3 separate regions of the Homo sapiens genome follow, and regions 1 and 3 are each linked to region 2. The links are chromatin contacts, found by Hi-C or POLR2A ChIA-PET in ENCODE. All regions are on one chromosome and are shown on one strand. The core of a region is the stretch at or near the end of the contact, and the rest is flanking DNA. Distances in the headings are between cores, read along the strand shown. Region 1 overlaps RAP1GAP2 (RAP1 GTPase activating protein 2). Region 2 overlaps RAP1GAP2 (RAP1 GTPase activating protein 2). Region 3 overlaps RAP1GAP2 (RAP1 GTPase activating protein 2).

Region 1 (2,700 bases), core at 73-2,572, 110 kb after region 2:
GGGGCCAGGGGAAGACCGAAACGGGGCCGAGGGGCGCTGCCCTCCACTGCGCTCACAGCCACAGAAATGACATGAAAGGGTCAGAGTCATAAGGCATTTCGGGAGCAAAATTAAGAGGACTTGGTGACAGAAAGTAAAGGGGGGGCCGAGAGCTAAACACACCAAGTAACCTGGGTTTCAGAAAACAGAATGACGGACGCTTCAGCCGTGATACAGACGGAGGAGGAGAGTCGCTTTGCGAGAGGCAGATGATAAGGCTCTCTTTCTGGACGCACGGCAAGCCAGGGGCCCCTGGGACACCCAAATGGGATCAGAACAGCACTAAAACCTAAGCAGAAAGACAGGTGTAACAAGAACAGAGGTGGAAGCTGAGGCCACGGGAGGGGTGGAGGCCCTCAGGGACAGCATGTAGGGCTTTGGGGTTTTAGGGGGTTTTTTGTTTGTTTTTGAAACGGAGTCTCGCTCTGTCACCCAGTCTGGAGAGCAGTGGCGCGATCTTGGCTCACTGCAAGCTCCGCCTCCTGGGTTCAAGCGATTCTCCTGTCTCAGCCTCCCAAGTAGCTGGGACTACAGGTGCCTACCACCATGCCTGGCTAAGTTTTGTATTTTTAGTAGAGATGGGGTTTTTGCCATGTTGGCCAAGCTGGTCTCAAACCCTTGACCTCAGGTGATCTGCCTGCCTTGGCCTCCCAAAGTGCTGGGTGCTGGGATTGCAGGCATGGGCCACCATGCCCAGCCTAACTTTTTTTTTTTTCTGTATTTTTAGTTGAGACGGGGTTTCGCCATGTTGGCCAGGCTCGTCTCAAACCCTTGACCTCAGGTGATCTGCCCACCTCGGCCTCCCAAAGTGCTGGGATCACAGACATGAGCGCCTGGCCGGCTTTCATAAAGCAAAAATGAACAGGAGCCCTCCAAGGGGCAGGGAAGGAGAGGTGAGAAGGCAGCCTGCTGGGATGGGCTGGAAGGGCGGTGCTCAGGGAAGAGCGCGTGCCAAGCAGGGGGTGGCAGAGGCTCCACCTCCCCTGCGCTGAAGAAATCACCAAGCCAGGTGCCTACGCACCCAGCCCTTCAAACGCACTCCGTCACTCAGAAACTGCCGACAGAGCAGTTCCCCTCCCGGGCGCAGTCAGCGGCTCTGCCTGGCACTGCCTGGCCTCCATGGGGGGAGCAGCGTCATGGTCAGAGCAGAGGCAGCCAGCGCACAAGGTCACGGCCTCCGGCAGCTTCAGAAACCACTCACAAAAGCCGGGAGTCACAAGGTGTGGGCTATCAGCATTTTCCCAGCCCGTAAACGCCCTTCACCTGGATGGCGAGGAAAGGCGCATTCATCTTATGATTCATTCAGTGTGGATGTATAACATTTATCACAATAAAAAATCATGTTTCAGCAGTGATAACTATGTACCCTCACTTCCTTTAGGAGATATAAATAGAGATATTCTGAAGCCTGTTGAGACTTCCAGGATGAACCTGTCAGACTGACCACACGCATTTATTATCCCACTTCTTCTGAAGCCCATTAAAATAACAGTAAGGGGGCTGGGTGCGGTGGCTCACGCCTGTAATCCCAGCACTTTGGGAGACTGAGGCAGGCAGATCACCTGAGGTCAGGAGTTCGAGACCAGCCTGGCCAACATGGAGAAACCACGTCTCTACTAAAAATAAAAAATAAAAAAACTAGCCGGGCTAGTAGCTGGTGGCGGGTGCCTGTAATCCCAGCTAGTTGGGAGGCTGAGGCAGGAGAATCACTTGAACCCGGGAGGCAGAGGTTGCAGTGAGCCAAGATCACGCTACTACACTCCAGCCTGTGCAACAAGAGCAAAACTCCATCTCAAAAAAAAAGAAAAAAGAAAAAGAGAAAAAGAAATATGATGAAAAGACTAAGTTGAGGAAATCTCCCAAAAAGTAGAACAAAAACATAAAGATACAGAAAACAAAAGAGGGAAGAGAAAAAAGATCAAATAGCCGACCAAGAAAGTTCCCAGAAAGAGAAAGGGGAGGGGAGCTGGCAGCTGGTATCCAAAGCTGGCATCTCTTGGTGCTGATGGCTTTGTGTGCTCCCCTCTTGAATCTGGGCTGGCCCTGTGACTCAGTCTTGACCAACAGAATGAGACAGACGTAACATTACCTCACTTTCAGGAATGAGTCACAGGACAGCTTCCACCTCTACCTCTAGGAACATTTGCTCCAGAGAAAGCAAGCCTGCACGTGAAAGGCCTGACTGAGACTGTCAATGCTGCAGCTGGGAACATGGAGAGGCTACATGGAGAGAGATGCCCAGATGCTCCAAACATCCCAGTCCATGCACATGAAGAAACCACCTTGGGCATCTCAGCTCCAGTAGATGCTATGAGAACACAGCCCAGCTCCCGGACATACAGCCCCAGTGGACCGTCGCAGTCATCTCCAGCCATCTGAGCCACCCAAGATGAGGTCCCCAGACGTTGTGAAAGCAGAGAGAAGCCATCATCTCCAACACGCCCTAGCTGAATTCCTCACCCACAGAACTTGAGCATAATAAAATGGCTGTTGTCTCACCATAACAGAAAGATTAGCAGGGAAATAGTACAAGAACATCTTCCAGAACTGAAGGTCCTGAGTCTCTGGGTCCACCAAGTACACAGCACAGTAAAGACACAAGATCCATCCCAAACACTGTCAGGAAATTTCAGAACACCTGGGCAAATGAAAAATTCTCAG
Region 2 (2,700 bases), core at 200-2,699:
GCAACCCCAGTGTCAAACACCCTGACAAGTGGTCCTATGCTGGGCCAGACTGGCAGCATGAAAGAGGTGGGGAGAGACCCCAAGAAAGGAGGTTCCCCCCAAAACCTGCAAAAGGAGCTCCCTAATGTTCCCAGCCTGAATTTGGCTCCATCCCAACCATTGCTACTCAAGCACTGAGACCTGGCATCGTGGATGCGAGAGGGGCAGAAGGAAGAGTGTCCTACCTTCTGGAAAACGGGGGGACTGGGCAGAGGTGGACCAAAGGTGGGCACATCTTCCCGCGCAGTGACAGAGACCTGAGTGAAACAGAGTCATGGTACGGACCTGGAGGGAAGAGACGAGCGCTGCCCCTACGGGAGCCACGCTCCTTACAAAGCTACTCACCTTCTCCCTCCTCCTCTTCCCAGAACACAAACAAAATACTCCTGTGAGCATCGCCAGCACAGGCCCTGACCCTGTTCCTAGAAGTGGGGCCGGACGGTGTGGGGCCATCCGCAGCCTCTCATCTGCATTCCTGGAGGCCAGAAGCAGGTTTGGCAAGATGACTGGACAGGGCTGGGACCCTAATTTTAATGCCATACAAGTGCCCGGGAGATGGCATCTCGTGACCTCATTCGACCGTGACGCTAATCCTACTGAGAAGGCACAGGGAGAACTGTTCTCCCTGATGAGGAAACAGATGCCCAGAGACACACAGAGAAGCCCCCAAGTCCCACAGGTGATTAGCCGCAGAGGAACAGAGCATCCAGACCTCTCCCGACCCGTCTCTGGGGTTCTCTTCCCAAGCCTGACTCCTCAGCTCGGCCATAAATCAGAATTGCTTCAAAATTGCTTCAGGTGTTTAAAAATACAGACTGGGTTCATGGGCTCTGGCCTAAACCTGCCGAATCGGAAGGGTAGGGCCCCCCGGAAACTCTCGTGCAGCCGGTGGACCCGTGTTCGGGAGCCCTGGCCCCACACACGGGGTCAGCCAGTCCTAGGCCCAGGCTAGGAACTGAGGGTGGGGCGCGCACCTCTGGCACCCTGAGTGAGACTGAGCTTTAGAGTGACGGCCTCGAGGTTCGCTGCATGGGGGTCGCCCAGGCGTGGGACGGGCCCCACACCCCGCCTTCCCTCTGCACAGAGGTGCCCTGACTTCACCTATTCTCAGCCCACGAGGCTGTGAGGCTCTCGGGAGACTGCCCTCCCTTCCCTACACAGCCGCTGACGTGAGCCCAGCCCTGGCGTGCTGCCAGCCTCCCCGGCCTGTGAAGTGGAGCAGATGCAGAGTCTGCCAGGCCGGGTGAGCAGGCAGCTGGGCACCGAGCCAAGGAAAGGCCCTGCCAGAGTCCGGAGGGGAAACGGAGCGGGAGAGAGCTGGTCAATACGGGCTTTCTCTTCTCAAGCTCCAGGCTGTCTGCCCAGCCCAAACTGCAGTGCCCCGAGTCAGGAAATGGTGCGCGTTCGGCTGACGTGATTTCTGGCTGGGCTCCAGCAGCTGAACCCGGTTCCCTACCACCACCCACCAGGCACCGGTGGCCCAGGTCAAGAATTCAGTCACAGAGCCAGAATCAGGGGTGGGGGTGTGGGAAGGCTATGGGGAGACTGCAGACCGTGGGCACCTGGGACAGAGGCCAGAGGGCAGCCCCAGCTCTGCCCTTCCCACCCCACTCCCCCTCCTCCTCCAGCCTGCATTAGAGTGGTCTGTGCCGACCGTGTAAGTGGCTTCAGACACATCCTCAAGTCCATCCAACCCTCCAGCTGGACAGTCCCACAGCAGAGCCCTGTGGGCCACACGGAGGACAGGGCCCTTCCTTGCGACGTGCGTTCACCTTCCATCCTCATTGTGCGCCTCTCTTGACCCCATTCCAACCAGGCGGCCAGGCCTTTGTTGTTCCCCCCTCTTGGGGACATCTGGGTCACTGGACTGAAAGCAGAAGTTGCCTGAACACAGCCCCACCTTCCTGTTTTCTAAATGCAGCGAGGGCCTCCAGCGAGGGCTTGGAGGGAGGGAGAGAGGCAGATGCAGGTGACTCTGGGGAAGGGACCTGCATGGCTGGAAGGAGGAAGGAGCTTGGTGTGGGTCATGAGGATGCACTGGGAACCTCAGAAAGCTTCAAACGTGACAAAGGCCCCACGCCCAAGAGTGGCCTGGGAGCCGCGGTGGCACACAGAGCATCGTCCGAGCAACAGACAAGTCGTGACGGGAAACGGGGAGGGGGCTACAAAGACAGGGCCCTCCCCGGCGGTGGGCTTCACCTGAGATTCCTGACACCTTTGAGGACTTCCGGAGAGGGAGGCAGGGATAGGGGGGAGGGAAAGGGGTAGTCCTGGTGATGGCTGAGCTGGACTTTCCTTCCAAGCAGGCAGGATGAGGACTACACTCATTTCTGAAAAATAATCCAGAGTGATGCTTCGTGCACACCCGACTCCGTGGAGCCAATTTCTCGCCTGCTCTGATGGCTCAATGACCAAGACCGCAAGCAGACCCAGACAGGACCTCAGCCACAGCTCCCTGGCTCTGTGGCCTCAGGCCTTAAGTGGGTTCAGCTCTCAGCTTCCATTTCCTCCCTCTAGCGAGAGGTCTTGTCTCACCAGGGGCTTGTCAGGATTCAAGACTGTGCGTCTAAGGACCCAGCACCGTGCCTGGCATGAGCAAGCAGCTGGTAAGGGGTAACCACTGTCGCCCAGTGGCCTTTTCACTTCCCCTGCTGACCTGCA
Region 3 (2,700 bases), core at 76-2,575, 78 kb after region 2:
GCAGAAGAGAGGGAATCCGAGAGACGGCGGTGTGAGAAAGACTTGCTCAGCCGGGCGCGGTGGCTCACGCCTGTAATCCCAGCACTTTGGGAGGCCAAGGCGGGCGGATCACGAGGTCAGGAGATCGAGACCATCCTGGCTAACACGGTGAAACCCCGTCTCTACTAAAAATACAAAAAATTAGCCGGGCGCGGTGGCGGGTGCCTGTAGTCCCAGCTACTCGGGAGGCTGAGGCAGGAGAACGGCCTGAACCCGGGAGGCGGAGCTTGCAGTGAGCCGAGATCGCGCCACTGCACTCCAGCCTGGGTGACAGAGCGAGATTCTGTCTAAAAAAAAAAAGACTTGCTCCAGCGTGGCTGGCCTTGAAAACAGAGGTATGGGGCCAGAATACAGGTGGCCTTCTAGGAGCTGACAAGACAAGAGGATAGATTGTCCCCTAGAGCCTACAGAGGGAATGCGGCCCTGGCAATATCTTTTTTTTTTTTTTTTTTTTTTGAGATGGAGTCTTGCTCTGTTCCCCAGGCTGGAGTGCAGTGGCACAATCTCAGCTCACTGCAACCTCCGCCTCCCGGGTTCAAGCAATTATCCTGCCTCAACCTCCCAAGTAGCTGGGACTACAGGCATGCACCACCACACCTGTAGTATTTTTTGTATTTTTAGTAGAGACAGGGTTTCACCATGTTGGCCAGGCTGGTCTCGAACTCTTGACCTCAGGTGATCCGCCCGCCTCGGCCTCTCAAAGTGCTAGGATTACAGATGTGAGCCATCGCGCCCAGCCCCTGGCAATATCTTGATTTGATCTCAGTGAGACCCATTCCATACTTCTAACCTCAGAACTGTAAGATGATAGATTTGTGTTGTCTTAAGCCACTAAGTGTGTGGGTATTTGTGACAGCGGCCATAAGAAACTAATAGAAACCTCCCGACAGGTTCAAGTACAAGCTGGCTTTGGGGGAGGGAGGAACTGTGACACTCTGGCACCGTGCCTCTGAACTGCTAGTCTCACTCCCATCCTCAAAACTGCGATGCTCTGGGGCACATATTCACAGTGTGCAGTGAGCTTTATTGTTGTAACTGCCTTGAAGCTCTGAGCTGCTCCTCAAAAAACCAAGTGTACACTCCTGACTTCTACCAGGCCCAAGACTCACACAGCAAGGAGAAAGCTGCCAGATGGGTTGTAGAGATCATGCCGTGTGAAGAGGACGTGGGCGCTGCCCGTGGAGGTGGGGCTGTCCACGCCAAGTCAGGCTGCACCGATGGGCCGGGAGGCCTGCGCTTCCTGGCTCCTGTCTCCATGAGTAACACTAAGCTCAGTTACCCCCAGGGCTCAGCCTTGCTCTGCTCTGACCAGGTTCCTTTTTTTTTTTTTTTTTTTGAGACAGAGGCTTGCTGTGTTGCCCGGGCATGATCTCGGCTCACTGCAACCTCTGCCTCCTGGGTTCAAGCTATTCTCCTGCCTCACTCTCCTGAGTAGCTGGGATTACAGACACCCACCACCACGCCCAGCTAATTTTTGTATTTTTAGTAGAGACAGGGCTTTCGCCATGTTGGCCAGGCTGGTCTCAAACTCCTGACCTCAGGTGATCCACCTGCCTCAGCCTCCCAAAGTGCTGGGATTACAGGCATGAGCCACCGGGCCTGGCCTGACCAGGTTCCTAACCCGGCCCGGACCCACGCTGACTGGACCCTCCCCAGGCTTTGCAGACCTGCCTTCCTGCTCCCCAGATCTGACCAGGGCTGCTGGCCTGCTTTCTGCTTTTCCATGCTGGTGTTTGAAGGACTCACTCTGAGCTCCTTCAAGGATGGCCTGGAAGTACCTTCCAAGCCCCAGAATCAACCTCCTCTTAGAGAAAAGGCAGGGAGAGCATCATCCAAGGAATTCCTGGCCTTTTCAGCTTACCCTGGCAAAGGTGTGGCTCTGTGTCCCCATCCAAATCTCATCTCGAACTGTAATCCCCACGAGTGGAGCGAGGGAGCGGTTTTCCCCACGCTGTTCTCGTGACAGTGAGTGAGTTCTCATGAGATCTGATGGGTTTACGTGTTTGGAAGCTCCTCCTTCGCTCTTCTCTTTCCTGCTGCCTTGTGAAGAAGGCACATGCTTCTCCTTCATGATTGTAAGTTTCCTGAGGCCTCCCCAGCCATACAGAACTGTGAGTCAATTAAACCTCTTTCTTTATAAATTACCCAGTCTCCGGTATTTCTTCTATTTATACTGCGATGAAGTATTTCTTTACAGCAGTGTGCGAATGGCTCATCTTGCATCACTTTTGGAGGAAGGTTTCTGTGGTTTTTGCCTCCTCACGGCCATTATGTCTTCAAAGAACAGAGATCACATCTTCCCGGTTCAACCAAGAGTCACCAAGCACGAGGCCAAGCAGACAAGAACAACAGCTCCTGCCTCCTGTCTCCCACAGCCCAGCTCTCCAGACCACGGAACTGACCACCGCCAAGGGGCACTCACATACAGTCCCAAACCACATCTGGAATCCACAGCGGCCTGAGGTCAGGGCACCATTGGGGATCTCACCTGATTCTCAGAATTCTCCTGATCCCCGTGGCATCTCTGAGATGAGATGCAATTCTGGTCTCCTCTGAGCCTGGGCCACCCACTAGCCCCCCGGAGGAAAGAGCTCTAGAAAGAGCCACAGGTCATCTGGCGAAGGTCTCAAACCCAGATGTCTTCAGGGGCCAGGGAGGAGA

Evidence for each region. A loop is a pair of places that touch in the nucleus more often than their neighbours do. ChIA-PET counts read pairs that join two places held with the same protein, here RNA polymerase II (POLR2A). Pooled maps may share reads with other maps.
Region 1: a loop to region 2 is called in a map of PC-9, with 8 times the contacts of the local background. The contact joins two enhancer-like sites. A Hi-C loop is called at or near these places in 1 of 168 maps with a recorded cell type or tissue (PC-9) and 3 of 50 pooled maps. POLR2A ChIA-PET finds 5 or more read pairs at or near these places in 5 of 52 experiments (MCF 10A, OCI-LY7, SK-N-SH and 1 more).
Region 3: a map of mammary epithelial cell shows a loop between it and region 2 (6-fold over the local background). The contact joins two enhancer-like sites. A Hi-C loop is called at or near these places in 17 of 168 maps with a recorded cell type or tissue (B cell, Caco-2, GM12878 and 11 more), 18 of 37 single-sample maps with no recorded cell type and 18 of 50 pooled maps. POLR2A ChIA-PET finds 5 or more read pairs at or near these places in 10 of 52 experiments (A549, B cell, CD8-positive, alpha-beta memory T cell and 7 more).

What each region holds. Positions count from the first base shown.
Region 1 is chr17:2,892,178-2,894,877 of GRCh38, reverse strand. All of the region lies in intron 2 of RAP1GAP2 (RAP1 GTPase activating protein 2), which reads right to left. Among named protein-coding and RNA genes, the nearest start is that of RAP1GAP2-AS1, 72 kb to the left of the region's middle. RefSeq lists enhancers at 861-1,644, 1,188-2,387. Within about 2 kb of position 1,322, at least 9 of the 41 ENCODE cell types and tissues checked have a DNase peak (open chromatin) inside an H3K27ac peak, as active enhancers do; they include PC-9, where a contact is called at or near this core.
Region 2 is chr17:3,002,965-3,005,664 of GRCh38, reverse strand. It overlaps RAP1GAP2 (RAP1 GTPase activating protein 2), which reads right to left. Exons shown (of 25, transcript NM_015085.5): 15 at 225-296. Among named protein-coding and RNA genes, the nearest start is that of RAP1GAP2-AS1, 38 kb to the right of the region's middle. RefSeq lists enhancers at 1,697-1,746, 1,917-2,046. Within about 2 kb of position 1,449, at least 37 of the 41 ENCODE cell types and tissues checked have a DNase peak (open chromatin) inside an H3K27ac peak, as active enhancers do; they include PC-9 and mammary epithelial cell, where a contact is called at or near this core.
Region 3 is chr17:2,924,801-2,927,500 of GRCh38, reverse strand. All of the region lies in intron 3 of RAP1GAP2 (RAP1 GTPase activating protein 2), which reads right to left. Among named protein-coding and RNA genes, the nearest start is that of RAP1GAP2-AS1, 40 kb to the left of the region's middle. RefSeq lists enhancers at 720-1,436, 1,437-2,155. Within about 2 kb of position 1,325, at least 3 of the 41 ENCODE cell types and tissues checked have a DNase peak (open chromatin) inside an H3K27ac peak, as active enhancers do; they include mammary epithelial cell, where a contact is called at or near this core.